Linked DNA regions of Mus musculus: region 2 is linked to region 1. A link is a loop called in an ENCODE intact Hi-C map of the cell type or tissue named here. Cell type or tissue: heart. All regions are shown on one strand. Each heading gives the region's core, and the rest is flanking DNA. Links, peaks and the distances in the headings are about the cores only. Region 1 overlaps Rasgrf1 (RAS protein-specific guanine nucleotide-releasing factor 1). Region 2 holds the start of Tmed3 (transmembrane p24 trafficking protein 3).

What was found. Hi-C counts contacts between places; a loop is a spot of excess contacts. Peaks named below come from ENCODE experiments on the same cell type or tissue, not always from the same donor. Only the 100,000 strongest peaks of a DNase experiment are listed, where the experiment ranks them.
Region 2: a loop joins it to region 1, with 3 times the contacts of the local background. A loop is called at or near these places in 12 of 42 quality-filtered maps.

Annotation. Positions count from the first base shown.
Region 1 is chr9:89,965,297-89,981,474 of GRCm38, forward strand. It overlaps Rasgrf1 (RAS protein-specific guanine nucleotide-releasing factor 1), which reads left to right. Exons shown (of 27, transcript NM_011245.2): 6 at 2,555-2,634; 7 at 5,057-5,250; 8 at 5,682-5,791; 9 at 9,469-9,587; 10 at 11,388-11,548; 11 at 15,451-15,514. Among named protein-coding and RNA genes, the nearest start is that of Rasgrf1, 64 kb to the left of the region's middle. In heart, for the core only: a CTCF peak has its summit at 8,675 (motif pointing left); DNase peaks (open chromatin) are centred at 8,875 and 9,455; H3K27me3 peaks cover 1,252 bases.
Region 2 is chr9:89,696,236-89,712,413 of GRCm38, forward strand. It overlaps Tmed3 (transmembrane p24 trafficking protein 3), which reads right to left and starts at 8,808. Exons shown (of 3, transcript NM_025360.2): 1 at 8,511-8,808; 2 at 6,537-6,785; 3 at 2,968-3,744. The coding sequence starts at 8,690. The coding sequence ends at 3,508. In heart, for the core only: CTCF peaks have their summits at 8,217 (motif pointing left) and 10,886; a DNase peak (open chromatin) is centred at 8,786; H3K4me3 peaks cover 1,403 bases; H3K27ac peaks cover 1,254 bases.

The DNA.
Region 1 (16,178 bases), core at 4,907-12,906:
GCTAAGCCAGTGATCGTTTAAAATTCTGAATTCTCAGAAGCCTGAGCCTTCCTCACCTGCACTCTGTGAAGGGAGCCTGGCACATCTATATATAGCATGGAAGTCCACTGCTGAGATCTAATGCTAAGGAAAAGCTCCTTCCAAAATAGTGCCAGTGACTGACAGTGCCCCTGGTCACTCCAGAGCTTAGATAGAGACATACAAAGCAAATGCTTATCTCCTGCCTGCTAACATGACATCTGGTCTACAGCTGGGGCACTCGAGGAAGACTATCAACTTTCAAATCTGATTATCTAAGTAATAGACTTTTTTTTTTTTTGAGACAGGGTTTCTCTGTGTAGCCCTGGCTGTCCTGGAACTCACTCTGTAGACCAGGCTGGCCTCGAACTCAGAAATCCGCCTGCCTCTGCCTCCCGAGTGCTGGGATTAAAGGCGTGCGACACCATGCCCGGCTCAGTAATAGACTTTTGTAAGGCTGCCACAGGTAAGGTTTTTTCTAAAGGATCTGGTCAGAGTTCATTCAAGAGCTTCTGGAGAACACACACCCATTGTAGATGTCTGAAAGAACATCTGTGATTCAGGGGAAAGACCGAGACATCAACGTTAACAGGAGTTTGGAAGAAAATGGTCTCTCTCACAGGTGACTTCCACAGATAGATTCACCTCAGGTGTGGGGAAAACAGCAAAGAGCCAGAATCAGAAGTGGAGTCTGAAGACGAGCTGGGAGGGCTGCAGTCTTGGGATATAAGCAAGAAACTAGTGCCTTTGGGTAGCTCTGGCCCGTGGAGACCCTGTGAACACTCTAATGTGCCAGGGTTTGGAGTGCTGCAGAAACTTACTTCCAGCAACAGCAGGGTCTGGGGTTCTAAGTTTGGAAGAAGTTTGCCTGGCCGTAAAATCCAGAACTGAGAACACCTGCCCTGAAAGAGAGGAGGCAGCGAATCTGGGAAACTTCACTGTTGCCTTATTTTAAGAAGTCACCAAAGCCACTCTAACCTTCAGCAGTCACCTCGTTAGTCACAGTGCTCAGTGTTGCTGCAAGACCCTCCACCAGCAGGACTGGCTTTCTGAGGATTCAGGAATCCATTAGCATCTTTCAGCAAGGAACTGTTACTCAGTTAGGGTGTGTGGATGTTTAGGTCATCATTCTCAGACTGGGAAGATGGCTAAGTGGGCAAGAGCTCTTGCTACATGAGACTGAGAATCTGAGTTCAAATCTTTAGCGTTCATGTAAAAAATTAACATCGCTACGCATGCCTTTAACACCAGTGCTGAGAAGCGGAATCGTAAGGATAGCTGGGGCTTGGTGGCTGCCAGCCCATTTCCAGGTTCAGTGAGAGATCTTGCCTCAAAGGAACAAGACAGAGGGTGATGGAGCAGGACACTTTCTATTCTCCTCTGGTCTCCACTCTCATGCAGATGGTCTTTGGTACCCACAAGTGTGCTTATACGAAATACACACCATACAGACACGCAGAGACATCATGATACTGCACGTTCAAGACTGCAGAAGAGTGGAAATGTAACTTTTAACAAACACTGAGTGTAAGGGGGGGAAAAATCTTGTGACTCGATTAATTAACCTGTTTGCTTTGCTGTATGGTCTATAGCCACCCCATGTAATGTCTTCAAGCTGTCTCTACCATCCTTTCTGTGATATCCCTGGCCCGTTGCTAGGCTGTTGCTACACTGGCTTGTTCGGTATTGGGCTCTAAAGAGCTTCCTTTCCTCACTGGTGGATGTCCTAGTGTCTGGTGCATGTCTTCTGGCTGCCTGGAGTGGCTTCCCTGCTCGGATGTGTTCTCTCTCACAGCAGTTTGTGCTCTGAGGGGGGTCTTGCTGTATCAGTACCACCTGAGCAGGGGGAAGAGGTGACGGAGCCATGATCAGCACAGGTGGGTAGAGCGGGGTCCACGGGCAAAGGCCCCTCAGGAAGTCTAAAAGGTTCTGTGCACAGCAGACGAGGAAGGGGAAGAAGGAAAAGGAGTGGGTAAGGCATGAGAGTAAAAAAATGAACGAAGGCATTAAAGGAACAGTGGGGATCTGGGCTCTGCTAGGCTCCTACTATATACCAGGTATCCAAGCAGCCTCAGCACTGCAAGAGGTTCTTCACCTCAGCTTATTTCACATAGAAGGATATGAATTTCAGAGATGTTAGGTGTCCTGGCTGGAGAATACACAGCTAGGAAAGAGCCTTAAGTCAGATGTGAGCATCATTCTAGATGGGTCCCAGGCCCCATCTCTTCCCACCGTCAGTGGCTGGTGTTCTGTATTCTCCACGTCTCTCTAATACCTTGAGGCAGATGAAGTAGGGGGAGACAGCAGAGAAGGCTTCTTCTGCACACAGCTGGCTGCTGGCCACAGCAGCTCTTCTCTGCCATCTTCATGGGCTCACACCCCTTGCACAGAGGGGCTTGTGTGATGCCACTCAGTCCTAGGTGTTTAGAGCCCCTATTAAGGGCCTCAATTTAGCATGGCACTAAAATGTTCAGCAGGGTCCACCCCAGGGAGGAAGGAAAGCCAGGCAGAAGCTCACCTGTGCTTTGTCTTTCAGCGAGACCATCATGTTCCTGCATCAGATCTTCTACCAAGGCCTGAAGGCCCGTATCTCCAGCTGGCCCACCCTGGTGCTGGGTGAGTAGCCATCCCCATGGCGTCCTACATATTCCTTTCCAGGGCAGGAGACAGCTCTGTCCCTCTAGATCATCAGTGAGTCTCTCTGTAGACCCCAGGGTCCCTGAGAGGAGAAGGACAACCGTCATGTGCTCCTGGAAAGAAATGAGACCCTTCTATTTGCTTGTCCACCTTCCCCTTCAACAGCAACATGCCCACCCAGAAACATGCCCACGGCGAACATCTCAAACTCCAGAAAAGTAGAAAACACTTAAAATATCACCTGTCGCTCTGTCCCTCAAAGACAGCCACCCCAGTCATGGCCATGTTCCTTCCACAATTCCCTATACACAGAGATCCTGAGAGTGTTCGAGTTTTCTTTTCCCATTTCACATGACTGAAAACAGAGGGAGTTAGAGTCTGGAGCTTGTTTGTACAGACATTTCATTCATTTGCTCACATCAGATTATTACATTATGCTGATACATTGCTGCTGCTGCTGCTGCTGCTGCTGCTGGTGTTTACAATAGGGTGTCTATTGTAGCCCTTGCTGATCTGGAACTTGCTATGAGACCAGGCTGACCCTGAACTGTTAGAGATCGGCCTGCCTCTGCCCGCCAACTGCTGTAATTAAAGCTGTACACCACCACACCTGGCAACATGTCACATCTTAGCTTAGCTTTGTAAATGGAGCATTTTGCCACGCCCAGTTTTCTCATGCTGAGTTTTTTGATGGCTGTATAATGAGCCAGTGTCCCTAAGGATACATACCATAAACCAGGCAACCAGCTCGCTCTTCTTAATGGTTCTAAGCCATTGCAAATCTTTAGGGACCATTTTTATGGGATAAGTTTCCAGAAGTTGGATTACTAGAACAAAGGCTCCGGCTTCATTTGCATTGCCTAGAAAGCTGTGCTGTTGGGTTCCAGGGCTGAGCCGCACCTGTGCCTTCCATTGAATGGCACCTGTGCCAGGTTCCCACTTTGGTAGGTAAAGGAACTGCAGTGTTCCCTTCACTACAGAGGGGAAGACCCTGAGGCTACAGAGTCATAGTGAGAACCAGGCCAGATGTAGCTCTCCAGCCCCCTTCACTCTTTAGAAATTTCTTGCGTCAAAAACCCTGCTCTATGGAGCTGGGGAGATAGCTCAGTCAGTAAAAAGTTTGTCTCAGGGGAATAATGAATGACCTGAGTGAAATCCCAGAAGCCACAAAAGATCTCAACCTGGGCCCAGTGGGATCATATTCACTGCTGCTCTCTCAGGGCACTCAGGATTGGTTCTCCTTCACCCATCAGGAGGTCAACAATGGTCTGTAACTGCAGTTCCGGCTGGCTCTGACGCCCCTTCTGGCCATTATGGATACTGCATGCACATATGTTTACACAAGCAAAGCATGCGTGAAAAATGAGGACATAATTGTTCCTAGGTATATACATGAAATAAAAACAAATAAACATTTTTTTAAATGTACACAATGGCATACACTTATATTCTCCCAGTCAGTGCTGGAGAGGCAGAGACCGGTAGATCCCTGGGGCTTTCTGGCCAGACTAGCCTAATCATCAAGGCCCAGGTGCCAGGGAAAGACCTTATCTCAGAAAGCAAGGCCATGGCTCCTGAAGAATGACCCCAAAGACTGAACTCTGACTTCCGCACACAAACATACAGAGGTATGTGGGCACCACATACATGCCCACACACATGAACACGCACACACACTGTCTCAGTTAAGGTTTTACTGCTGTGAAGAGACACCATGACCAAGGCAACATTATAAGGGTAGTATTTAACTGGGGCTGGCTTACAGGTTCAAAGGTTCAGTCCATTACCATCCAAGCAGGAGCATGGCAGCATCCAGGCAAGCAGAACTAAAAGTTCTACATCTTCATCTGAAGGCTGCTAGTGGAAGACTGACTTCCAGGCAGCTTGGGAGAGGGTCTTAAAGCCTATGCCTACTGTGACACATCTACTCCAACAAGGCCACACCTCCAAATAGTGCCATTCCCAGGGCCAAGCATATACAAACCATCACGTGTGTTTATATATGCGCATGTGCATACACACACACACAGAGCCAGCCTCTTACAAAGACACTTTGAGTGGAGGCAATTGCTGCCCACACTCCACATGGATCAGCCATGAGATAAGAAGGTCTGACCTACACCAAGGCTGTCTTCTGGAGATGGTTCCCAGAGCAGGGCCCCTGGGAACAACAGCCATAAGGGTATGGGACTCCTTACCATCTCTCTAAGCCTCTCCAGTCAGAGCTACCACAAGATAGCCCACACCTGTAAGCCTTAGTCCCGAACCCACTCCCCCAAGGTAGGATCTCTCTGTTGAGGTGGGATTTGAACCTCGCACACAGCCTCTCTGGGTGAGCCAATGGGCCCAAGGCCTGGGGCCACCTCGGCCTTTGATCTGTGGACCCCACCTTCCTTTGCAGCGGACCTGTTCGATATCCTGCTGCCCATGCTGAACATCTACCAGGAGTTCGTCCGCAACCACCAGTACAGCCTCCAGATCCTTGCTCACTGCAAGCAAAACCGGGACTTTGACAAGCTCCTCAAGCAGTACGAGGCCAAGCCAGACTGCGAGGAGCGCACACTGGAGACCTTCCTCACCTACCCAATGTTCCAGGTGACTGCTGGTGACCTACAAGGGAGTGGGCTGGGGCGGGGGCACTGAGGGCACAGCTGGCAGGACACAGTCCCTCCCCACAAAATCCTGGCAGGTGGAGAGCAAGCTGAGCCCCCATGCACCTGTCCCCTCCAGCAGTGGGGAAGGTGAAGGGGCAGTTCCTGGAGACAGTCATGCATGGGTCCCCATTGTCCTGGCTCTCCAGGCACATCAGAGATGTAGCCTGCTTTCCTCCTCAGTCTCTTGAGTTCAAAGATCCATTCTTGACTCTCTTGCTTTCTGTCCCTCTCCTTCATTCCTGTGCATCTCTTGTCGACCATCACCGTCTCTCCCTTCTTGCCCTGTCCCTCCTCGCTCCCTGTCCCTTTCTGTCTCTCCACCTGCTCCTCGTCTTCCTGGCCCCGTCCTACCATGTCCCTCGCCACTCACAGATCCCCAGGTACATCCTGACACTCCATGAGCTGCTGGCCCACACACCTCATGAGCATGTGGAGCGCAACAGCCTGGACTATGCCAAATCCAAACTAGAGGAACTGTCCAGGTGAGTGCCCAGCCACGGTGCAAAGGGTGGGCAGGGCAGGGCTGAGAATTGCCTCAGGAAAATCACAGCCTGCCTCCTTTCAAGGCTGGGTCCCCTGACTGGCCTGCGCAGGTTACAGCTTACACACAGGCCTAGATGAAGCAGCTGGGTGTGGTCGCTGGCACTGATAGGACCTGCAGAACCCTGCCGTTAAAGTAGACCCACGACCTAGGAGAGGAGCTTCCAGGAACTTTCAACACCTACTTCCCCTTTTGTTCAGTGTCAGCTTGTCCAATCCTGTAGTAGTAAGCCAGGTTTAGTGTTAGACACCTAAAAAATCCTAGTACTCAGAAGATGAATGCAGGAAGGTCAGAAGTTCAAAGCCAGCCTCTACTCTTAAGTCGGAAGACAGCCCAAGTAAGCTACTTAAAACCATATTTAAAAAAAAAAAAAAAGTTTTAAACAAAAACAAGGCAGGAATGTAGCTAGGTTGATGGAGTGCTTGCCCAACATGCACGAAGCTTTGTGATCAGTATCCAATACTACATAAAACCAGCTATGGTGGCCCCTGTTACACCCCAGCACTTACGAAATAGAGACAGGGGAATCCAAAGTTTACATTTCAAGGCTACCCTGGAATCTAATGGGCCTTATCTGAAAAAAAACAAGCAAAAACAAACAAACAAACAAAAAAAACATTGTGGTGGTAAGAGCCCCCCATGGACGGAATTCCCAAGTGACTAGCTGGAGTTGCCATAGCAACAGGAGGTGACAGGTGGAAAAGCTGTGACCATTAAGGACACTCTGGTCCTCCAGTCTAGAGTTCCTCACCTGGCCGTCTCTCTGTCCTGCAGTCCAGAGTGGGCCTTCCTCCACAAGAACAGAAGCAGTCAGGGGAGCCCTGTCACACACACCCCCACTAAGGTGCTGGGAGTGTGGGGGGGAGTGGCCTAGATTGGGAATGGAGCTCAGAGGAAGAGCCCTTCCCTCTGTCATCTGCCATCAATGTCTGTCCCTCCTGCCCTGGCTGTAAGCAGAGCTAGCAGGATTTCCCAATGGACTGGATGGGAGAACGAGAAAAGACTAATGATTCTAGACAGGATGCCTTTAGATACCCGAGTGGAGGAGACCAGAAAGGAGGGTTCTAGAGTCTGGAATCAAGAGGTGTCATCAGTTTGGTGACAACCACCATGCTATATTGCCACAGGAGTGACTTCAGTCAGGAAGACATCAGAGCCTAGGACTGAACCTCGATGGAGGTCACAACATGAGGTTGAGCCCTGTGGTCAGACATAGCCGATTAGGAATAAGGATGAGGGAGGCTCAACTTCCTGGAGCCAGCAAAGGATATCAGGCAGGGCTCAGCTCCAAGCTAAGCAGAGGAGCAGGCTGAGCCCGGCAGGAGACAAGCTGCCTAGCCTGATCCTTCTGAGAACCTGCAGAGTTACTGAGTCAGGAGGGAGGACCGGGGAAGCATATGGGGTGTGTGACTGCAGATCTGTAGAGCCTGTGGCAGGAAAAAGAAAGAACCCTCTGCAGGTCCAAATCCTACATGCTCCTCCCTCCCTCCCCAGAGGAAATGCCTAGGATGTCCTTTAAGGTTCCTCATTGCTGAGAGATAGATGCCTGAGGTGCAGATGGCCTGAGAGGCCAAGATATGCATCCTACTCTTCCTTCCACCCAGTACCTGCACCTTCTCCTAAGCCCAACCTTAATGGCACACTGGAGCGTTCTCTCACCCTCTCACCTCCCCCCACCCGCCTCCATAGGGTGCTAAGGGAAGTAACCTAGCAAGATAAGAAACCATCAGATAGCCAAGCCCTGGCTAGACTAGGAGTCACACCTCCCTCTCCAACCCAGTCACTAGCTGTCCTCAGAGCTGTACCTCCTCCCACACCTCCAGCTGCTCTCCGTAAGAACCAGATGTTTGTTTGTCTTGCCATTTTATCCTCAACCACCACTGTAGCACCACTGATAACACAGTGATAAGCATCACTTCTGGGGCCTGCGGTCCCTCAAAGAGCTTAGCAGCTATGTCTGCACATAGGTCCCTAGCACCAGTCTGCCTCAGAAGCCGAACTTACCCGGTAGGCTGCCCTTGTCATGTCTCCACCACTGTGGAGTTCCCCCTTTGGACCTTTCAGAGTCCAACATGCCCAAGCACAACTTCACCTTCACCGTGAGAAATGTTCTCTCTGCCACTGGCATTTCTCAAACGGAACCCCATCTTTAGGAACTGGGTGTCTCAGAAAAACATTTCTGTGGAGGAGAAGGAGAAACTGAGGCTGCTAGAGAGAAGGGAGCCAGTCTAGATGTCCCAGAGAGTTTAAATTAAAATGGGAGTGCTAAACCAGAAAAAAAGCAAGACAAACAAACAAACAAATAAACAGTAAACTGAAATGCTGAGCCCCACCTGCTCCCCAGCGTTCCACACGTGGACAACTGAGGGCCCTCTGGCTGAGGCTTGAGGTTTTGCTCATTTTATAGCCCACACAAAGCACCCTTAGATTAAACCACATGTGGTCACCAGCCCTCTTGGTGACACTGCCTGTAGTACTTCAGAAATAGGTAGAAAACCATGAGATGTGCTCTTCTTGAAGTAGGTAGGGATTTCCCAGTACTTCTTTTTTTTTTTTTTTTTTTTTGGTTTTTCGAGACAGGGTTTCTCTGCATAGCCCTGGCTGTCCTGGAACTCACTTTGTAGACCAGGCTGGCCTCGAACTCAGAAATCCACCTGCCTCTGCCTCCCGAGTGCTGGGATTAAAGGCGTGTGCCACCACACCCGGCTTCCCAGTACTTCTCTGCTTTCCTAAAAAGCCTGGGAACCCACCAGAACAAAATTGCCAGAGTCCCCCTTTTTTTTTCTCACGTGTTACTTTTTTCAACGTAATTAAATGGCACCATCTCCTGGACAGTACTAGAGTTGCAGAAGACAGAAAAAAAAAAAAAAAAAAAAAAAAAAAAAAAAAAAAAACGAACAGCTTGTTTTCCTCCCAGAAGACAAGTAGATAAAAAGCCAGTCTTTCTCTCTGAGCCAGCATAATTGGCAGGCACTCACAAATCTCATAATATTCCAGGGCCCATGCAACATTAAAATCACAGCTGTTTAAAGACATGGCAGAAAGATCTGGTACATAGCTCCGTGGTAGAGCATCATTCTCAAGACCTTGAGTTCGATTCCCAGCAAGGAGGGGACAGCCTGAGGAAAGAGTACAGGAGGGGATAGCCTGAGGAAAGAGTACAGGAGGGGACAGCCTGAGGAAAGAGTACAGGAGGGGACAGCCTGAGGAAAGAGTACAGGAGGGGACAGCCTGAGGAAAGAGTACGGGGGGAACTCTGCTTGTGGATGAAAATAGTGTATAGTAAGACGTGGGTTACAAGAAGAAATGGTATCCTGGGCTCACATCTCCCTCCTGGACTGGATCTGTTCTCTATCCTACAATGCTCAACACTGAAACGTGCCAATTTCCCTTTCATTTTTCCTAAAATAAACACCTGGCAACTTGTACTGCCAGGGGATTAAACCAGATGGAGCCTGGCCAGTGTCCAGCGTACAGTTGGCACTCAGTAGATACGAATACCCTTCCCTTTCTTAACCAGGGCCCCATGCCCTAGCTTCTCTTCTTAGGTCTGCCTAGAGAGAGAGCATCCCCCTCCTGAAAGTGGACCAGCATATCTCTTACTTCCTGTCTCCCCAGGATCATGCATGACGAAGTCAGTGAAACCGAGAACATCCGCAAAAACCTGGCCATTGAGCGTATGATCACGGAGGGCTGTGAGATCCTCCTGGACACCAGCCAGACCTTCGTGCGCCAAGGTAGGGTGGCTGCTCTGCACCCCCACTGAGGGGTCCCTGAGAGGAGGGTGGCACTCAGGGACATCATCAGTAGACTGACCTGCAACTGTGACTGTGGAATGTTCTAGACTGCTGGGATGCAAAAGTTTGACATGGAAGCAACACTTATGCACACACACACATGCAGATACCACTGGTCTTCTGTCATGCCAAATGTGAGTCTACTACCGAGGTTAGCCATGGACTTTTTGTTGTAAGCTCTGACCTGTCCTTCCATGGAGAAAGTAGGAGACAGAATGGGGACAGATAGCCACTGGCCCTGAGAATAGAATTTATCAGAGGTATTGGGAGGGATCCCTGCACTCAGGGGTTCTCATTGAAATGGGTCTTAACCACTTCTGGCTCCTGCTCACCCTGAGAATGGGTCTGGGTGGCTTGGCCCTGTTGAGCTCCTGATGGCTTAGAGACATCAAAGCTGTGATGCATTTGAAGGTCACCTTATGCGGCTGCCATGTTTTATGTTAGACTCAGCATTTGCTCCTTTGTCCCAGATGGATGTCTGCCCCCAAATCATCTTCCAGCATCTCCTCCATCCAGGTCTGGAGTTCGCTAGCTAGTAAATAGCTCTGTGAGAGGCTTATACTGATTGGTACATCAGAATCTGGGCCCCTGGGGAAGATCTGATAGACATTATGTTCCATGGATGGTGGCTGCATTTGACCCCAGGAGGGTCTACCTGGGACACAGGAAGCCCAGGGGCAGTTCCCAGTCTTCACGTCTCCCTGAGTTGCACAAGACATGATCTATACCAGAAGTATTCCCAAGAAGCCTCTTTCTACTTCTCTGAAGCCTTGGGGAAAAAGCCCCTCCTGGAGTGGACAGTCCCCTCAAAGACCTGGAAGCTGCCATATCACCCCGAAAAAGCACTTCCTCCTCTGTACTGGAGCAGGACCTGGAGCCCCTCTCAGCCCTTCCCACTGTTCAGCCTCACAGCCAACACTGACCCTTGCCCTCTGTACACCGAGTCCCCATGGGCTTCCAAGGCCCCCAGAGAATAGAACCAGTCTCACCTTGCAGAAGAAGACCTGTCACAAATGAACATCTCAGTTGCAGCAGACATAGAGAGGGGCGGGGACGTCAGGGGAGAGAGGCTTTCCTAGAGAGGCTGGGCAGTGTGGTCTGGAATGACATTGGTTATGGGACAGAGAGATGAAGACAGAGAGGAGAGAGGCTGGGAGGTGAGCCCAATGCAAACTGTGCCGAGGGTCCCTGAGGACAGTGAGGACAACAGGAGAGGAACCTAGAGAGCAGGTGTTACGTGGGACACCCAGAGTAGAGACAGAGAGCTACTCTATCCAACAGTGGCTTTCTACCGTATTACACCTAGGATCATCACATGCTCAGTCTGGGCTCTGAAGCTAAGTGCCGAAATCAATTGGTGATGTCTGCTGTGGCCACAGCTATGCAGTCCATCATGCTAAGACACCAGAACCTGCCTCCAGCCCCCATTTCTTCAGCCTCATTACTCAGGGCCATTTCCGGACCTCAGCCCGGCTCTCCATTTCTTTCAGGGGTCCCTTTGCTTGCCATGACCCTGGACCCTGGCTGGGAGGTTGTGAGACCCTGTACAGAGCTCTCATTTTCCCAGTCCCCTGGCTCTGAGGCTGAGCGGGAAAGAGCAACCAGGAGATTTGGACTACCTTGTTCCACAACCACGTGTGACTGTACCTCCACCTCCAAGGCTGGGCCATAGGGTAGTGCCATCTGTACCATCTGAGGCTAGGCTCAGACCCTCCTCACCACTATCCCCTGTTCTTACAGGTTCCCTCATGCAGATGTCCTTGTCTGAAAAGAGCAAGTCCTCTAGGGGCCGCCTGGGGTCTCTGTCCACTAAGAAAGAGGGTGAGCGCCAGTGTTTCCTATTCTCCAAGCATCTCATTATCTGCACCAGAGGCTCTGGTGGGAAACTGCACCTAACCAAGGTAAGGCTGTGGGAGAGGAGCCTGGACACACATAGATACACCCTAGGGAAGCTGAAGGTGGAAATGGGTAGAGCACCCCCTGATAACTTCCCCTGAAAAAATCATGGATCTGGAAAGGTGGTGTCAGGCCCCAGAGACTCCCACAGCTCATCAGGAGTTCTAACCAACCCTTCAAGGCACAAGTATGAGCATATGGTTATTCAGGTGTGTGTGTGTGTGTGTGTGTGTGTGTGTGTGTGTGTGTGTGTGTGTGTTTGATATGGATAGAGGTATTGGGGAGAGTAGAGGATTCCCTTCAGCCAAGGATTAGAGCAACACGGAATCTTTGTCATCTTTAGGCAAAGTTTCTCAGACAAAACCCTCCTAACTTTCCCAGACACCCACTTCTCTATCACAGGAAGCCCTCCTCGGGTCAGGTGACCCTAGGAAGCTGCTGAATTGTTGTTACCAGGTCTCCCCTCTTGGAGCACAAGATCAATGGCCTGGCTTGTCCCAGTAGGCAGACCCCAGGACCTTTGCTCCTGCTATGTATTCAACTACACAATCTTACCTCTTCTTCGACAGACCCTTCAAGACATTCTTTGAGCAAAGCATAAGACCCTTTGGCCACATCCTTTAAGACCTGCTCAAATGCAGCTCTGTGGTAAAGCCTGGGGTTCAAACTACTGCTCCCCAACATAGCTCATTAATGGTCTCATTGCTCTGAACCCTAGCTGGCCCCATCTCTGTCACCCATGTGATCTTGGAAATGTCCTTGTCTTGTGTACATTTCATCAGGCAAACAAAGTTCAGAGTCCCCACAGAAACAATGCATGAGATAGCTGACCGTGCCTATGGATTTGCTGTGCTGATTATGAGACCTTGTCGCTCTATGCTGCCATCTCTTCCCATACTATGTCCATCCTGGAGAAGCAGATGGGATTCCAAAAGTGAGCATGTTGCATCCTGAAAAAGGGCCAGAAGGTGCCCTTAATTTAGTGAGAGCATCAGGGAAACCTTTCTTCAGGGATGCCTGGTCTGTAACCTCCCATTGAGGTATTAGATCAAACACGGGCTTTGGAGACTACACCACTTATATTAACATGTCAGTAGATTAGCTGGTTGGCTGCACAAGGAGAAATTAATTTACAAATATTATACACTCAAATTCCAACCAAACTGCGTGTCAAGGGAGGCTTTCATTCATTGCTAGCTCCAGGTCGTACTCCAGATATCTCTGTCCAGGCTGGGAGGGTTGGGTCCCCCGTCCTTCAGCATTAGAGTAAGCACAGGCAGGCCGCAGCAGAGACTCAGAGGCCGATCCTTGATCTGAGACAGGAAGTTCCTGTTTTTATGTTGGTTACTTTTTTATTATTATTTGTTTTGGAGTTCTGAAAGGTTAGCCTGGGAGCTGGAGAGATGGCTCAGCAGTGAAGAGCACTGGCTGCTCTCCAGATGACACCTTTGGCTTACGGCAGTCACATTAGATAACTCATGGCTGCCCATAACTCCAGCTCCAAGGCATCTGACTTCCTCTTCTGGCCTCCCTGGGTACCCGTGCACATGCTACACACACACATGCACGCACATGTGCACAGACTCACTCACAAATACACACAAATTGGAATTTTAAAAATTTAAAGGGTAGCCTTCTAGCAAAGAACACATGATCAGAGCGCTGACCATGCTGTGTACCAGGCAAACCTCAAACAAATCATGTGACCTCACTAAGCCTGTTTCCTCATCTGCATAATGAATATAAAGATATTCCCCAGATAGAGTCGGAGAGATAGCACAGTGATTAAGAACACTGACTACCCTACTAGAGGTCCTGAGTTCAATTCCTAGCAACTACATGGTGGCTCACAACTATCTGTAATGGGATCCAGTGCCCTCTTCAGGTGTTCCTGAAGATAGCTACAGTGTACTCATATAAATAAAATAAATAAATCTTAAAAAAAAATATTTCCCAGGAATGCTAAGGGAGTATCAGGTGCCTGGTACAAAAAAATTCTCAGTAAGTTTAACAGTCACTATAAATTCTATGATAATGAACCTGTCATATAACAGACAATAAGGCCTCCAATATAATGATTACCATGGCTAGTCCCTATCCCAAGGTTTTATCATATTTAATTTCTAGAGCCCCTCTGAGGCAGACACTATCACTTTCCCAGTTCACAGATGAGATAAAGAAAGAAAAAGAAAAAGCCAATAAGAGAATGCCAGCTTGGCTGTTGCCAGGTAACTGTGGGGTGGAGTTTAGACAGAAAGCTAACAGGGGGCTTCCAGGATTGTCAAGCCCCATGAAATCATAGGGCAAGGTTATTGTTCAAAAGTCCTGGAAACTTCACAAGGCCATCAAAGAAGGAAGCAAGAAGCAGACCCCAGGGTTGCCTGGGAATCCCCTTGGATGCTGTCCTCACAAGCAGCAACCTATATATAACATGAGACTATAATGATCCAAGCAAGTGGTTAAAAATAAATTCTGAGTTTTCTAACAACAACAAAAAAAGGTGGGCAGCCTGCCCAGTATTTCATGTATAGATCAGTCACGTGGCTGGGTCTATGTTAACATCAGTTCTTAGAAAATAAACACTGTCCCGCAATTATGGGTCAGGAGGTCAGAAGAGGCTTAGAAGTAGTCTTGGCTCAGGGCTCTAGTTTGCAATAGCAACGTTTGCCAGGCCACAGTGCTCCAAAAGCTTACCCAACCAAGATGGTTCATTCACAGAACTGCTGACTGGAGGCCTCAACTCCTCACCTCTCCCCACAGTGTAACACCCACTTCCCCTGGGATAGGTGATCCAAGAGAGAGGAGAGAGCAGGCGTGACGCTGCAGTTCCCAGAGCCGCACTTCCCTGAGCTGCACACCTTAGCTGTCATTTGGCTCTTTTCATTCAATACTGGTCACAGCCCAGTCCACACCTAAGAGGAAAGGAATTATTCTTCCATCTTCTCTCTCTCTCTCTCTCTCTCTCTTTCTTTCTTTCTTTCTTTCTTTCTTTCTTTCTTTCTTTCTTCCTTCCTTCCTTCCTTCCTTCCTTCCTTCCTTTCTTTCTTTCTTTCTTTCTTTCTTTCTTCCTTTCTTTCAAAATTTATTTCATGTATGTGAGTACACTGTAGCTGTCTTCAGACACACCAGAAGAGGACATTAGATCCCATTACAGATGGTTGTGAGCCACCATGTGGTTGCTGGGAATTGAACTCAGCAGTCAATGCTCTTAACCACTGAGCCATCTCTCCAGCTCATTCTTCCACTTTCAAAAGGGGAGTGTCAAAGCCTGTGGGTAGGAAGACTGCCACCAGAGCCTCTCCTCACTACTGTGTCAAAGTGAGAGGCTCCACTAGAGCTTCTTCCTGATAGTAGTAAATGAGTTGTTGGCCTGGGGCTGGGAGGAGGCCCCTGAGGCTTTTTCTCAGGAGCCCACCAATAGCTGACCGGGTAACTTGAACAAAGACTTAACCTCTCTGACTTCATTTCTTAATCTATAAAATTGAGTTAGCAATACCTATAATGAATCCATAAACCTGACCTGTTTCACCATTGGTAATAGGAGGGATTGACCAAGAATGGAGGATTTCACGTTTTTATAGATTTGGGGCTATGAAGTAATTCTCAGACATGCTGATGGGGCAAGAGGAAGCCAACTCGGACAGATTCTGTCCACAGCTTGTCCTCAGCCTTCTTTAGGAGTAGTCTACCTGAGGAAAATCATTTCACTGACCTCAGCGGGTTCTGTAAAGGGAGCTAATGTCCTTTGCTTGCGTAGCAAAATGCCCACTCATCAAATGCGACACACACACTTGTCTGTGGACGTGTGGCTGGTTGGTGGTGAGGCCCTTCCAAGCCTAATCTACTGGGACCCCTACTCTTGCACGTGGACCCCTGGTCTAAGGTGGTGCCTGCTGCTCTTTTTCAGAATGGAGTCATATCCCTCATTGACTGCACCTTACTGGATGAACCCGAAAACCTGGACGACGAAGGTCAGTGCCCAAGCTGCTAATTGGTTTGAACACTCACACGGATACATGATTGCATGTGCACACACTCATTCAGCAAGGCTGGAGTGCAAGAAAAGCAGATGTGCAAATAGGATGGCCCCTGACCCAGATGCAAAAGAAAATGGAGAGAACAGCCCAGACCAGGTGGTTCTCACAATTGTGGGCCCCTAGAAAGAAGATTTTGAGCTCGGTCTTTCCAGTAAACAGCTCTCAAGAGTTCCAGGGCCTAGCCTGTGTCATGCCCTGGATTTGAAAAGAGCAAAGAAAAAGAGAGTTGGAGATCAGTAATAAAATTCCAGGGATTTACCTTCACATCAAGGAGCTGTAAACCAAACTGAATGTTCAGCCCCGTCCAGAGGAGTTTCCGATGTCAATGTTACTTGTCCCAGGTGTTAGCCAAAGGGCTGGGTCGTGAGGCCCCGACTGACCCTGGCTAGCTGCTTCCCTGCTAGTAGACTTAGCTAAACCCTGGCTCAGAACCCATTCTTGTAGTGAGGGCAGAGGGTTTACTACTTAGTGGTTCCGAATCTGAATCAAGAATCTGTGTACCTATAAATTACTTGTGTGTGCCAGATCCTCAGCTTCTTCATCTTTGAAATGGTGACTCTCACTCAGCCAAAATCGTAAAACACTATTCTAAAAGGAG
Region 2 (16,178 bases), core at 4,734-12,733, 270 kb before region 1:
CTAGCAAACGCAGAAGTGGATGCTCACAGTCAGCTATTGGATGGACCACGGGGCCCCCAATGGAGGAGCTAGAGAAAGTAACCAAGGAGTAAAGAGATCTGCAACCCTGTAGGTGCAACAACATTATGAACTAACCAGTACCCTGGAGCTCTTGACTCTAGCTGCATATGTATCAAAAGATGGCCTAGTCGGCCATCATTGGAAAGAGAGGCCCATTGGACTTGCAAACTTTATATGCCCCAGTACAGGGGAACGCCAGGGCCAAAAAGTGGGAATGGGTGGGTAGGAGAGTTGGGGGGAGGGTATGGGGGACTTTTGGGATAGCATTGGAAATGTAATTGAGGAAAATACGTAATAATATATATATATATATATATATATATATATATATATATATATATATCTCACAAAAAAAAAATAGAATTGCCTTGGTTATGGTATCCCTTCACAGCAATTGAAACCCTAACTAAGACATGCCTATTAATTTGATACCTGGCAAGAGGCTTAGGATTTGACCCTGTTTAGAAAAAAAAAGAAATGTATCTTAACAAATGTCTACTTGGGGTGGTCCTGTGGAGGGTGTCTGATACCAATGGTTCTTGAGCCTCAAATGTTACAGCTTCTTCATACCACACTGCGGTAGTCTGACTGGCACAGGGCTGTGTCCCAGGGTGGCCAGAACCAGCGTGTAGGGGCCAGTCCCAGACTGTCTGAATTTATAAGGATTCTAGAGTCAGACCTGCAGACGCTCCCCATGTCTCTGAAACCTACCGTATGAAGCAATTCACATTTCACTGGATTTCTCTCCCGTGTCCCTTTCTCCCATTTCTCCCTCCTCTGTGGGACTTAGACACAAGTTCCTGAAAGTGCCAACCTTATACCTTCGGTGTGCCCAGCCCTGTTTTGAAAAGCCTCTCCTCCCTTGAGAATACTAACCCTCAGAGGAAGTCAGAAATCTTCTGTCTCCTCCCATAGGGATTCTCAGTCTCCCGGGTAAGCTGATAACAGCTGTGCCATCCGCCTGCCAGAGCATCCAGGTTTCTACTCAAATAGATTTTGCTAGAAGACAGTGAATTCTCCTCAATAATGATGCATGCAGCTGAACTCCCTGTCCAGTCAGAACACTCTCTCACGTCCACATCACCAGTAAGGGCAGTTTAGAGAAAGCAGCTCGTTATCATCTTGTCCTTGATGACACAATGATGCATGGTAGACCCAGATTCAAGCCCCAAAGGGCCAAACCAACTGAGGATTTCCTACTCTGATGCAACATGGAACACCTCCTTCTGCATGTGAAGTGGGGGTCTCGCCCAGGGAGCCCAGGCTTGAAGTGAGGGAGTTCCTTCTTTTCTTTTTCTTGAATACACAAAGAAGGCTGGAGGAACCACAGGGTCCCCCAACATTTTAAAGTTTGTATCTAAAACCTTTCATAAGGAATACAGGGCCCTGAAAGACACCGTTTAGGCGTTAATTCGTTAGTGGTTATGACTGTTGGATGCATCCAAAGGTATCAGAGGGACTTGAGAGCCATTACCCAGCGTGTGCTCAGATTTTCAATCTTTCCTTTTCCTCCCTAAACTCACATTCCAACTCATCTCTCCTATGCACCACAACTCCTCTATGTTTGACATTCTTATTTGCAGTATCCTATTAGATATCTCTATTTAATGGTCTTTCATTTTAAATGCTGCTTCATTGACAATGTTTAACTCGACAGGTTAAAAATTGTGTCTTTGGGACTAGGTAATTATTAAATTTGTTAGTATATACATGCTCAAAAATATGTGGCAGACAATGAAAAAAAAAAAAAACTCTGTAAGTTTCACTGCAAACATTATCCAAAACTGAACGAATGGGGCAGTGTCTCCCTTAGTCTGTATTCTTGATAACTAAATAACGTTATATTAATAGAGCAGGGAGTGCTAGCAATTCTCTCTTTTGTTTTTTTTGTTTTGTTCTAAAAACTAGAGTACATTCTCTCTTGATGAAATTTGACATGAAAAGTTGTATTACAGCAATCACCTTGACTCCTCAGACTCCTCGGCGACCGAAGGACACTACGTTCACGTTGGTGGCTCCCACGGAAGCTGAGCCTGGCAAGGGGCATGCAGCTAGGGAGCATATAAGTACAGACTAAAGCGAGATGTGGTGGTATACACCAGTTAAAACAGGTCTCAGGAAGACTGAGAGCTGGAGGCTAACCTGAGCTACGTAGCAAGAACTACCCCAAAACGGAACCAAAAAGAGTATGCTCTGTCAATCAGGGCAGAGGTACCCACACTGGCTGTCGATCTGGGTAGCAGATACATGAAAGTTTAGTGTTTCTCAGTCTGCCCTGTAGTTTAGTAAACAATCTTTATATATGTATATATATATATAGAGAGAGAGAGAGAGTACTTCAATTCAAAATAAGGGACAGAATACCTCCAAAAGCACACAGAGAACAAACTTACCTTTGTAAAGCTAAGGAAGTAAGGTTTCCAAGCCAGCTTCTCAAAGGACTGATCTGCCCTCTTTCTCATACTGTCAGCTTGGATTGCCACATTCCTTGCTAGCTCTCCTTTAGATGGACACCCTGTCTTCCTCCCAGACCCACCATACTTCCTAAGTGTGCATTAAGTCCTTCCTAACCAGAAGGACTTTGGGACAAATACAATGGTGTCACCTAAATTGAGAGATGGCGTCTGATTAACAGGAAATGAGGGAGCGGGTCATGCACATAGGGCTTACCTGTTGCCACAGAGGAAAGCATGTATGCGCAGGCTGCTGAGTGGATGGCATGGGAAGGGGTCCTCCTGTTGTCACTCCCTTGGAAGGGGCATGATTCCCTGGCTCCTCTCAACATCTCTACCCCACACTGCATACAGCTCCAGCCACTTTCTCTCTCACACTGTTTACATATACACCCATGCTCCACATCAAGCTAGAAGCTCCTTTAAGTAAAATAGAGGCACACATCACTCCAGAATGCTCAGTCTTGGTTTTTATTAGCACAGTTCTGCCTCCAGGAGACATAGATCACCAAGGGCACTCACTCACTCTCTACTTGGGTCCTGGTTGTATGTCTGACCCTACTGTTTCCAGATTAGACCAGCTTTCCTCAGGAATAGAGAGGTCCACGAAGGGAAGGCAAGAACTCAGGGTCCCTTTCTCAAGATGGAAGAAGACACAACCACCTAATGACCAATGTCTCATGGAGTAGTGGCAGAACCCTAAACTGCCCTGGAGGTCCAGGCACTTGGAGTTCTCCTACAGATTGGATGCTAGATCACTGGCCTCCCGTAGTGACCAAACCCTAGGTTGACCTGTAAACACTTTTGGCCAATGTTACACACACAATACAATCAGATTACCGGGGCTCTGTGAGCTTCCGTTGTTGGAGTGCAAAGATCAGATATGTGCGCCTTTGGTCTCCCTGCTGCTCTCCCTCTTCTCTGTGTCACACCACCAGCCCTGTAGGAACCTGAGACCCGGGAGGGGTGAGGGACTGTGGGAGGGACTTCGAGGCTAGGAGTGGACCGCTCTGTTAACAGGTCGCTTTTCTGTAAAGAAGCTTTTCAGCAGTAGCACCTGGCTGAAGCTGACCACAAACAGGGCAATAGTCTCGCCTACAGACCAGTAGGACACTCGACTATTAAGGTCTTCAGCTCGGGCTCGGTCCTGAGCCTCCCGCAGTCGATAGTGTGTCTGGGAGTCGATCACAGTCTTCAGAGCCTCGTGAATAGTTACACAGGCAGATTCCATCTAGGCAGGAAGAAAACAGTAGTCAGTTGCTAACCCTAAGTCAGGCAGGGCATAATCCAGCAGCCAAGGTTTACTGCAAATTCCTGGCACCTCTGAGGGGTCTGTGTTAAGCACTTTATGTGGTTTCACAATTGTACAGATAACCTGGGGTGAGGGGGGGCTCAAAGAGAGCAACTTATTCAATCACACAAGTTTAATAAGTAACAGAATCAGCCTATGTGTGCAAGCCATAGTCTGTGTATCTTCTTTAATCCTCTCGATGCCCTGACAGACTGGATCACTACCTCCAGTCAAGGACAACCAGATCATAGCTTACTTATCCTACTGATAAAGAAATTGAGCTCAAAGAGGCTAGATGAACGGCTTGAGGTACCCAACTAACTAACAAGCTGTGTGAACTAGACTTGATTATGCCAGACTTCTACTGTATAGCAGATGTCTACAGTTTCATGTATAAACACAACACGTGTGAACATACAATCATGCACATACACACAGATGTTCACATGGGATTGCTGCTCCTCACATTCTACTTCCAGAGAGCCCTACAGTTGACACCGCACTGGCAGAAGAAGATCCCCACTAAGAAAGCCCCTATGCTGGATGGGAGTGGGCTTGGGGTAGTTTAAAGTCAGAGAACTCAAGAACAAAGGAAATCATTAGAAGGAAAGGTGGATAAAGACACATACGTGTGTGGTGTGTGTTCAGTCACAGGCTGTGTACGTGCATATGTGTATGTACATACATGTACAAACACACATGCTTTCAAGTATATAAATCCACAGGTACTTTGTTTTTAAGCACCAGGGAATGGCTCCTTTGGTTCTCCAAGTTAGAAATCCATTCTCTAAGTTCATTTCTGTCCCAGCACACTTGGAAACTTAGTGGTCACTGGATCCACAGAGTGGGAATTCCTCCAACCCTTGGCCCTAGCTTAACACTAGTCCAACCCCTGGGGCTAGGGGGACATATATCAACCACAGCCCATGATTAGGACACATGGCATAAACCCTACCCAAAGCAGTAAGTCACCAACAGTGACACACACTGAAGAACACTCCCTTATCTTCAGTGGATGCTACCTCCCCATCCACTGGGGTCTCCATTGGTACTAGTCTACCACAAAGCTTGTTACCACAACATTTCAGTTAGTTACTTCAGGGGATGTGGGAAAGCAGGCATTGGGTAAAAAGAGAACCATACGATACGGAGTAAAATGGACTGGTGAAAGAGGAAATTTACAAATGCCACCTGTCCTCCTCACCACAACAGACTCACACTGGAACTGAAACTCCAAGCAAGACATTCTCTGTTGCTCTAATGCATGAACCTTTTTCTCTCTCACTTTCTCCCACTGGTACAAGAGGGATTCCTTAAACTTCCATGGTTTCATCAATGACCAACAGAACTGAAGATCCCTTCAGCTGGATCTTCTAACTTCTATCTAAACAGCCAAATGGACATACTAGATATTGTACTGGGCAATGAAACTCCATTCCCTAACCTCCCAGAGATGGTAGGAAACTGGGCATGAGCCACAGAGAAATAGGACATATGGTCTCCTCAGAGAGCACACAGGAGGAAAAACTGGCCTCCTTAGAGATTTGAGACATTCTGGCTTTGGTCAAGAAATAAGATGGTTATTCCTGTCTTACAGGTTCCTCAGGCCATGGTGATCAGTCATAAGACAAGTATTTGGTGTCACACCTCCTACACCAAGGTATCAAGAATATAGAGGTAGATAGATACCAGAGGCTTGGCCCTTGGGAAGCCCAGCCTATATGTAGGAGGGAGGGAGAACAGAAAGAAGAACTCCAGATGGAGGCTGAGGTTAGTCAACAATCTTGAGAGCCATGGAAGTCAATGGAAACTATCCATCCTCCATAATTGCTGCAACTTCTCTTCCACAGTGGGGATTTGTTGTCCAGCGATTGTACTTAGTAGCCGCCCTGTGCTGACTTACTACACAAGTGGTCACCAAAGGGACATGAGTGGACATGCTATGTGTATTACTACAGGCCAAGGCTTTGAAGGGACAGCTGTGCCTTTCTCATTTCTGCCTCTTTTGGTATCCAGGGACAGAGAACGCTGAAGCCCGAGGGAAAGGAGAAGGATGGCGAGAAAGAGCCTTGAGGCTCAGGACAAAGTTCTGTAGTAGAGTATGTGCTAAGCAAGGTCCCAAGTTCAGAAAAAAAGAAAAAGAGAAAGAATAGAAAGGAAGGGAAAGAGGGAGAGATAGGGAGATAACAAGAAAGGGAAAGTGGAAAGGGAAGGGAGGGAGAAAAAGAGAATATGAAGAGGAAGTGAGAATTAAAAACAAGCACACACACACACACACACAGAGAGAGAGAGAGAGAGAGAGAGAGAGAGAGAGAGCCTGGATTCCCAAGTCACCATCCAACCTTTTCCAAACTACCCTGAGAGCAGTGCACTACCCAGTGTGCTAGGCCCTGACATATGAGTTTGTTATGGCAGCAGCTGGTCTGACCCTCACCAACACACTCCTGAAGCAGGACATTGTTCTTCACCATCTGAGCATATGACACAGCAGACAGGTACATGTCAGAATTTTGGAAGACGTGCCACGCCCGAGAAAGAGAGTTGGAAGGGTGGAGAGGAAAAGTGTTAGCTATGAGAGGGCTCTGGCTAGAAACAGGAGACCAGAAGTGGTATGGAGTCTTTTACAGCTAGAGGGTGATTCTGGTTCATCAGCTAGGACAAGGACAAAAAAAGCAGAAACATGATGAGAGTGGGAGGGTTCCCCTAGTCCTGTCACGGTCATGCACACTCACCTGAGTGAGAGCCGTGACCCTGTTCCCCATGTCTGGGAGAATGGGGGGCTCGTCACCCACTTGGAAGTCAAAGTAGACGGTCTTATGAGAGAAGGTGGAGAACTCATTACTGAAGCAAAACCGGTAGACGCCCTTGGCCTCTGTCTTGTACGTGAAGCTGTCATACTGCTTCTTGGTCTCCCTGTAGATGACGTTGCCCCTGGGGTCTTCCACATAGCAGTCCACATCGTAGTGGCCTCCAGTGATAACCTGACAACCACAAAAAGGGTGCAGTGATGGGGAGGCAAGCAATTCTTTGAAATGCTGACCATAACGGGGACCCCGCTAAGCATTCTGTAATTTAACCCTCACCATTTTCCAACACAGACTCCATGTAGCTTCCCATCCTGCTGAGCCTACGCAGTTAAGAGGCAGTGACCACTGCACTCGGTGTTTTTCTTAGTATTACTACAAAACATTTGACAGAAGCAATTCAAGGAAAAAAATCCAAATTTATTTGACTTGCAAATAAATTCAAATTTATTTGACTTGCAAATAAATTTGAGGGCATAGTTCATCAGGGAGAAGGCATGGTATCTGGAACATGAAGGCTTCCAGGGGTAGGGGTAGGGGCTAATCACATGGTATCCAGAGTCAGGAAGCAGAGAAATGAACGATAGCATTCAGCTGGTTTCCTCCTTTTTATTCAGCCTGGTGAATGATGGTACTCCCACTTAGGGTGGCTCTTCCCACTGCAATCTAATCTAGAAAGCCCTTTACATTCTCAGAGGCTTGTCTCTTTGGTGGTTATAGATTTCCCCCCACTGATGGGGCATGCCTACCCTCAACGGCTTCTGGAGCCTCACTAGCCACATCAAGAATGCTGGGGTGGGGGGGGCGGTTGTTGTTGTTGTTCTTGTTTGTTTTGTTTTGTTTTGTTTTGTTTCTTCGAGACAGGGTTTCCCTGTATAGTCCTGGCTGTCCTGGAACTCTGTAAACCAGGCTGACCTCGAACTCAGAGATCCACCAGCCTCTGCCTCCCAAGTGCTGGGATTAAAGTCCTGCGCCACCACTGCCCAGCCAAGAATATTGTTCTTATTCTTAGGCTGCCTGTGCTGAGGCAGGCACACACACACACACACACACACACACACACTGTATGTCGTCCATAGATGTGAGAGCAGTCTCATCAGTGACTCCACCATACATGGAATTGTCAGCAGAAGCAACCTTCAGAGCGTCTACCATAGAAGGGCTTACTCATTGTACACAACTGGGGTGCCTGTGTCACCTCATTTCTAGAGGTCTTGCTTTATGGTGGTCATTCATCCCTCTGACCCTATGCCTACTCATTAACCCTAGGGGATAGAGCCTTTACCAAAGCAACTGTTAGCTATGAGATCTGTCCATGGAGACCAAAGTGCAGGACCTAACTTTGTTGAGCCATATGGTAAGCAGAGAGGCAAGCCACATAGCCACACCACTGGGGAGGGAGTGTGTGTGACTGTCCTTAAGTATACACTGGCAGGGTTCGAAGTCTGCACTGAACCCTCCTTTCAAAAAAAAAAAACCCTTCATCACTCCAACTATGTCACCCCAAACTCCAGCTGTAAAGGATGCAGCTGACTTCAGCACCAGCAAGACACCCAGCCCAAAGTGACAGTTGGGTCAGACTGCCACCCAGTGGGTGTCCAGCTAATTAATACTGATGTTCCTGGAGGTACCTGGGAGAGGTCATTCTGGTCAATTCTGCAGGGGGCGACAGGGGGCGGTAACAGGCCCCCCATCCTGAGCGCTCACCTGTAGCCTGCCTAACTCCCCAGTGCCCCTGGCCCACTTCGGGAGGGCTCTGGCAGATACAAACGTTTCTTCTCAGGGAGAAGTCAACCGGTCTGGGGTTGTTATCCCCGACCCCCTCAGCCTTTGGTGGCTAATCTTGGCCGCTCCGGATGGCGGCGCACCAGTAGCCCCAGTGAGACGCGGCTAGGGCCGCACCTGGTAATCCAGAGAGAACTTCACGCCCTGCTCCACCTCTTCGTGGAAGCACTGCTTGGCGTTGTCCGGCAGCTCGAAGGTGAGCTCAGCGCTCCGCAGTGGCTCGGCCCGGAGCAGGAGCAGAAGCAGCAGCTGTAGCAGCATCTGGAAGGATGAAGCGTGCGGAGCCTCGTGGACCATGATGCTCCGGGCCTAGTCCTCTCTAGGCTCCCGCGCAGCGACAGCAGGGACAGCAGGGAGAGGGGAGGGGCCCCCTGAAGAGACGTGGCGCGAGCTCAGCACAGCGGTTCCGGGTGGCGGCCACTCCGCGCGCAGCCGCACACCAGAGAGGTGGGCGGGGAACCTTTCCGCCCGCTGCGCAAGCGCATCACTGAGTTTAGGCGCTATTGTATTTGATGCGGCTCTTGGACTCGGGTACTTCTCAGTGCGTCCCTTCAACTCGGAAACCGTTGGGCTTCTAGTCTGTTTCTGACTTGCTGTCACTTAGTGTCTGCCACGTCTCCGGAGAAATCCCGGACGTAATGAACACATTCAGTAGTTAGGAGGACTCGATGGACTAGAAAGGAACCGCAGGGAAGGGAGGCGACGGATCCTCCACTCCCCCCTCCTACCTAAGGTGAAGAAGTGTTCAACAAAGTAAACCCCATGGCTACACTGGGGGAAAACAGGTTTTCTTGCACACAGACTCCCTTCTGGAAATAAAAGCATCTAAAGGATTTCAATTATGTTTTCGCATTCGGGTCACATTGAAAATTTTTTCAGAGAGAATCTGCCATCCCCTTTAACTTCTAAAAGTGTTGAAAGACAAGTTGATTTATTGTCTTATTCATGACAACTGCCCTAAGAAGGATATATATGATTTTATGTTCACCATAGTCCATAAACAAAGAGACATTACATGTTATAATATTTGCTGATACATAAACACTTACTGTCAGTAGAACATTATTAGATATGGTGAATCTTAATTTTAACAAAGAATTTCACTACTCATATATACTACCACATAGATAAAATTGGCATACACTACCACTGGCCATACTGGATCCTGTATCAAGGAGCTAATGTGCATGAAAGCAGCACCCATAATATAATTATTAATAAAATGTACTATCTCTGTGCTAGATTAGATGTGAAAGAGGTGTTGAGCTGTGTGCCTTGGGGCTCCTTCCCTGCTTGTCCTATTTAACATTGACTTATATTTCTTATTTTCAATTATGTGTATGCACATGTGTGTATATGAGTATGTATATATGAATGCAGGTCTCCAAAGAGGCCAGAGGCTTTGGATCCCCTGGAGCTAGAATTGCAGGCAGTTGTCACTCATTTGATAAGGCTTTTGGGACCCAAACTGGGGTCCTCTAGAAGTATTCTTAACCAGTGAGCCATCTCTCCTCCAACTCTTAACATTTTTAATGAAGAGTATTTGAAGATGTGAAAGTTATAATCATCTAACTGGAAAATCAAGTGAAGAAAAACAAAACAAAACAAAACAAAACAAAACTGAAGTTCCCACAAGTTAAAGATGAAGCGCTACATTTAAGTTCCAGGTGGTGGGGATGGGGGTTGGGAGGGTGGGGGAGGGAGGGGGAATCTGCAGTGGTTCAAAAGAAGAGGCCTGGTTTCACAGCTCTTTAAGTTGGAGCAGGCAGAATTGGAATCAGCATCAAACTACATATAAGACAAGAGAAAATGCCTGAGTTTTAAAAAAATAAATTATTGCCTTAGCAGACAGTGATCAGGTGGTACCTATTGTATTGTTTTAGGAGAGCTATTTTCCGTTTGGGGCACTAGTCAAAGGAATGTGATTAGGAGGAAGCCAGCATAGACATTGCCAGGAAGCTGACTCAAACAGAGAATGCCCAAGGGAAAATAAATAAATAGCAGGACTTAGCATGGAAGCTAAAAACCAATAGGAAATGAAAGCTTTAAAAGTGTGCGGGCACTAACAATGTACCAGACACACTGTCATCTCACTATTCAACTCAACATAATTTATATTAATTGAGTAACCAGCTCAACATAGTTTATATTAATTAATATTCACTAGTAGCCATGTCTTTAAAAAAAATAAGTTTGCTCCTATTTGATAAGGAGCCCGGGATGTTTAATTCAGTAGCTCTTGTCATTGTTCACTTTTTCTGTGTGTCAGCAGCTTGAGCCAGCCTCAATTTATAATCTCCATGGTTTTGTGAGTCCATGGTTTTGGACAGTTGAACGTCAGGCAGTCTTCCCTGGATTTGCCCATGATGCTACATTCATCTAGAGTCCATCTGTGCTGGGCTGTGCAAGATAACCCCACTGGCATGTCTAGGGCAGATACAGGTTACTGGCTCTAATGCCTTTTTCTCTTCCAGGCATTCTCTCACCACTAGGAGGCTACTGCGGGAAGTCATCTTGCCTGCTTCTGTGAAAGCCTGCCTGTCAGGCAGAGTCAAGTCAGACCAGGGTCTACAATAAGAGGGGATATACTTGAACTTCACGGCAAGGGGCTAAATGTTCTGTTAATCTTGGAGGAAGGAACAGCAGGATTAGGAAGGCTTCCGGATGGGTACAGATATCAAATGTACATCATCCATTGTCTCTGCTGGCTTGTGACTTTGTTTCCCGACATACTGTAAGCCTAAGAGAATTAAACTCAAGACTGGACAGCCCTCCTCATTTCTAACCTTTGTCTATGAGTCTTCTTTTCCATCTTTCCTATAATCCTCACGCCCCTCTCAGAGGATTGCTGGACTTCCTACCAGCCAAACAGGTACAAGCTAGGCTATTATGTGACATACTCAGTATTATGTGACATACTCAGAGAAATATCCCAAAAGGACCCAGGCACAGATAGCAATGTTCTCTAAGAGCTAGGTTTCTGAATTCTTTCAATATCACTTTCTATACATTTTACTGGCCAATAGAGTCCAACGCTGATCTAGATATAAGAAGAAGGAGAAATAGATTTTACCCCTAAGGTGAGATGTTGTTGTAAAGAGGGAGCCTTTGGGGATGGAAGGCATTTTGTGACTGTTGAATAATCTTCTACAATACTCAAGTTCACCTGTCTCATTAATAGCTAAGCCGGAAGCTGAACCCAGATCTGCACGGTCCTGAAGGCTATATGAACCCCAACAAGCACACTGCCTCTACAAATCCTTTGGGATCATTAGTTCTCTGTGTTCCATGTGGAAAAGTTGGGTGCTAAGCATGAATGACACTGAGGTGTATCTCAGTTCAACATAAGAAGTATCTATCGGGAAGAGAGTTAATGGGCAGCACAGTTTCTACCCCTGCATATGCTAGAGCAGAGACAGGTGAACAGCCATGTTCTGAAGATGCTGTAGAGATGATTCATGAGCTAAGTGTAATGTTAGACAAGTTCTAAAGTGCCTTTGAATTTTTATATTCCATCATATGTGAGAAGTCCTAAAATTAAGAATATCTGAAAGAAAACAAAAACCACATCTGTCTGCCCTATTCCTGAGGTGACGTGTGAAATTCTTTTGGTGGTGCACATCTTTAATTCCAGCACTGGGAAGGCAGAGGAAGGCAGATTTCTGAGTTCTAGGCTACAAAGTATCCTTTTTGTTTGTTTGTTTGTTTTTTGTTTTTTTAAAACAGGGTTTCTCTGTATAGCCCTGGCTGTCCTGGAACTCACTACGTAGACCAGGCTGGTCTAGAACTCAGAAATCCGCCTGCCTCTGCCTCCCGAGTGCTGGAATTAAAGGCGCGTGTCAGATGCAGAAAAGGCATATGAGAAAATTCAATAGCTGTTCGTGGTTCAAACTCTTGGTGGCCTTAGAATAATAGATAATTTCCTGATTGCCATTAATATCCTTTAAAACTGGACCAAACTTCATGGTTCATGATAAACACTTAAATCTTTCTTTTTGGAGCTTGAGAAATAGTTCAGTGAGTATTAATGCTTGTTTGCAAGCGTGAGGTTCTGATTTCAGATCCCAGCACCCACAGAAAGATAGCTGTGCATGGATATGTGCATGCCTGTAACATCATCACTGTCCAGGGCAGAAATAGGAGGATCTATAGGGTTTACTGACTGCCGCCTCATCTCCAGGGTCAGTCAAAGACTCCTTCTCAAAGGAATAAGATGGGCAGTGACAGTTCTAGACACTAATGTTTTCTTCTGGCATTCACTCACACAGAGAAGCTTGCACACATGTACATGATGTGAGCATATACCACATACATTTGCACACCATACACACACACACACATACACACACAAAACCTTTCCTTTCCTTTGAAGTTGAGGTTACAACATAAGAGTATACTATTACAATTGAGATTTTCATTCAATTACAACCAAGAAGATAAGGCAAGGGAAAGAAAGACAGGGGTGGGCATTAGAAAAATAAAAGCCAGAATTGGGGTGTCACTAAGTGAAAGAAGCCAGAAACTTACCCAAGGATGCTTTAGGGATTCACATTATGAACTTTTGTTGAATTAGTCATTAATATTTTATAGTTCTGTGTTTGTTTCTGATCTCATAGTTATAAACGTTTAAAAGTAAAATAAGGCGAAACAGGCTATGTAAGATGACCTCTCTGTGCCATTTCATCCTTACCCCACATAGCAGGAGCACTCTCCAGCATACTGCTAGGATTCTGAAATAAAATCAGCATTTATCCATAGATGCAACTGATGAGAAAGAAATATGGATGGATCTGAAAATCATTATATTAAATGAAAAGAGCCATGCTTTCTAATATCTTGATCCAAGTATCAGGAGACTGTGTGCTGTATTGGGAGTAGCCTGAGCATATAGAAAACCTCAAGACCCACCCCCACAGTAACACTTGTCCTCAATAAGGCCACACTTACTCCAGCAATACCACACCTCCTAATAGTGCCACTCCCCATGGGCCAAGCATTCACACACATGAGTCTATGAGGGCCATACCTATTCAAACCCCGCCACATCACGAAACTAGAAAGGAGTTCATGAGATAGGGGAAAGAGGTTTTGAGGGAGGGTGACTGTGGGTCCATGTTCTCTAGTTGAACTCATGTGATTCAAAAGTGGAAAGAGGAATCCTGGAGGTGGAAGGGTTTAAGCATGAATAGTGGGCAGGGAGACAAGGGAGAGAGAAGAAAACTTGGGGAGGAAGCATCGACCAAGAGTAAATATTATGAAAATATAGTCAGAACACCTGATCCACTATGCATTCATTTTCTTTAAATGTCAACTGGTAAAGCAACAAAAAGAAATAAATCCATGTAGCCACTATATGGATATTGATAGAAAATTCACCAATAACTTAGTGTTAGCATGGAATTATAAGCAATAATTCTTAAAAACGGAGAAAGTAGAAAGTGTTTGCAAACTAAATTGCAGGGTATGTTGGTGTCAATGTTGCTTTCCTAGGACTTATCAGCTTCTACAGAACAATTCTTTTTGGAGTTGCAAAGCATTTTTAAATATTTTCAAATATTTATTTCTATTTTCTGTGCATGAATGTTTTCCCTGCATGTATGTGTACCATACGTGTGCCTGGTGACAGGGCCTTGGATTGGGCACTGAGAACAGAACCTGGGTCCTTTACAAGAGCAATAAGTGTTTTTAACTTCTGAGCTATCTCTCCAGCCCCTTAAACATCCTTTCTATTAGAAGAAACTATCCTGTCTTGTACTGCTGAACCAAGAGGGGCAGGTATTCCCGATCCCTGTTCCCTGATCCTAACACATATGAGTGTGGATCAAAGGTTCTGCCAACTGGTTGCTTTTGCCTATGAATCATAAAGTACATAAAGAGCCCTGAGGTTATGAGAGCGTATACCACAGTGTCAGCAGTGCTTCTTGGGGAGGTGGCCCCTATGACATGTTTTTAGGAATGAATTTGGTTACTTACCTTTCTTGATCCCAGCTCCTCTGTGAGACCATTTCTATTTTTTCCCATTGGTTCAATAGAGTTTGACCTTGTTCACTGAAATGCAGCTTGAAGTCTTGGGAATTCATCTCTGTGGTAAGTGGTTGCCTCGCATGTGCAAGGCTTTTGGTTTAATCCCCAACACTGGGAGTAAAACATCCATTTGAAATGGAGTTTGACTGTACTTGTTATTTTTTTTCATCACCCAAAATAGCTCTAAAGCTGTGCATTTGCTCAAAATGTCAGGAAGAGATGGGACAGAGAGATTTTATAGAGCACTTATGGAGGTGATCCTCACGGCAAAGTGGGCTCTTTTATGGCTCTATCTCACATTATATAGTCTAGTGAACAAACAGTTTCTCGTATGTATTTGTTTGCTTGCTTGATTGCTTGCTTACATCCCAAACACTGCCCCTCCAAGTCCTCCCTTCACAGAGTCCCTCCCCCATACCCCCTCCTCTGAGAGGGTGGTCCCTCCTCTGGACATCAGCCCCCTCATCCTATTAAGTCTCTGCAGGATTAGGAACATTCTTTCCCACTGAGGCCAGACAAGGCAGCCCTGTTGGGGAACAGATTCTACACTCAGGCTACAGGTTTTGGGATAACTCCCCAATTCCACTCCAGTTTTTTTTTTTTTGACCCACACAACGACCAAGCAGCACATCTGCTATATATGTGCTATGGGTGGCTGGGGGAGAAGGGGGGCCCTAGATGCCTCCCTCCAGTCACCTTGTGGTGTGTGCTCTTTGGTTGGTGGCTCTGTCTCTGAGATCTCCCAAAGGTCCAGGTTAATTGACACTGTTGGTCTTCCTGTGGAGTTTCTATCCCCTTCAGGCCCTTCAATCCTTACCCCAACTCTTCCATAAGAGTTCCACTTTCATCTAATGTTTGGCTGTGGGTGTCTGCGTCTGTTTCAATTAGCTGCTGGGTGGTGCCTATCAGAGAACAGTTATGCTAGGCTCCTGTCTACAAGCATAACAGAGTATCATTACTAGTTTCAGGAATTGGTGCTTACCCATGTGATAGGTCTCAAGTTTGGCCAGGTATTTGTTGGCCATTCCTTCTCTGCTCCATCTTTGTCCTTGCCTTGCTTTTAAACAGGACAAATATTGGGCCAAAAGTTTTGTGGATAGGTTGATGTCCTTATCCCTCCACTGGGATTCAACCAAAACAAGTCCAAACTTGTCTCATTAGACAAAATCCAACTGTTTCTCAAAGAACAGAAGCAAGAGGCTCCATTGCATGGCTTTCCTCAAGCATTTTGTGTTGGTAACACATATTTGAGTACAAAGCTTTATCAGTAGCATATCTAAAGGACCTAAAAGATTAATCAACACCAAATAAGTCACCAATAGTTCAAACATAATGTCTATTACCCATCACAGTTCTAAAGCCTCCACAAACCCTTACAGTTCACCAGAGTCAACTCTGCCCTGCAGCTGCCATGCTTCCAATGGACCTTTGCTCACTCCCTGACATTCCTACAGGTTCTAGGAAACACACTGTGGATCTTTGGCATTGATTTATTGTTATAACAGAAACACCCAGTACAGCTCAATACTCAGCTGAGAAATTCTATGTTAAACATATGTGGCCTCATGCTTCATTATGTTCATAGCAGCCTTATTCATAGTAGCCAGAGACTGGAAGCAACCTAGATGTCCCTCAACAAAAGAATGAATACAGAAAATGTGGTTCATTTACACAATCGAATACTATCTAGCTATTAAAAATGAGGAGATCATGAATTTTGCAGGCAAATGGATGGAACTAAGAAAATACCCTATGAGAGTT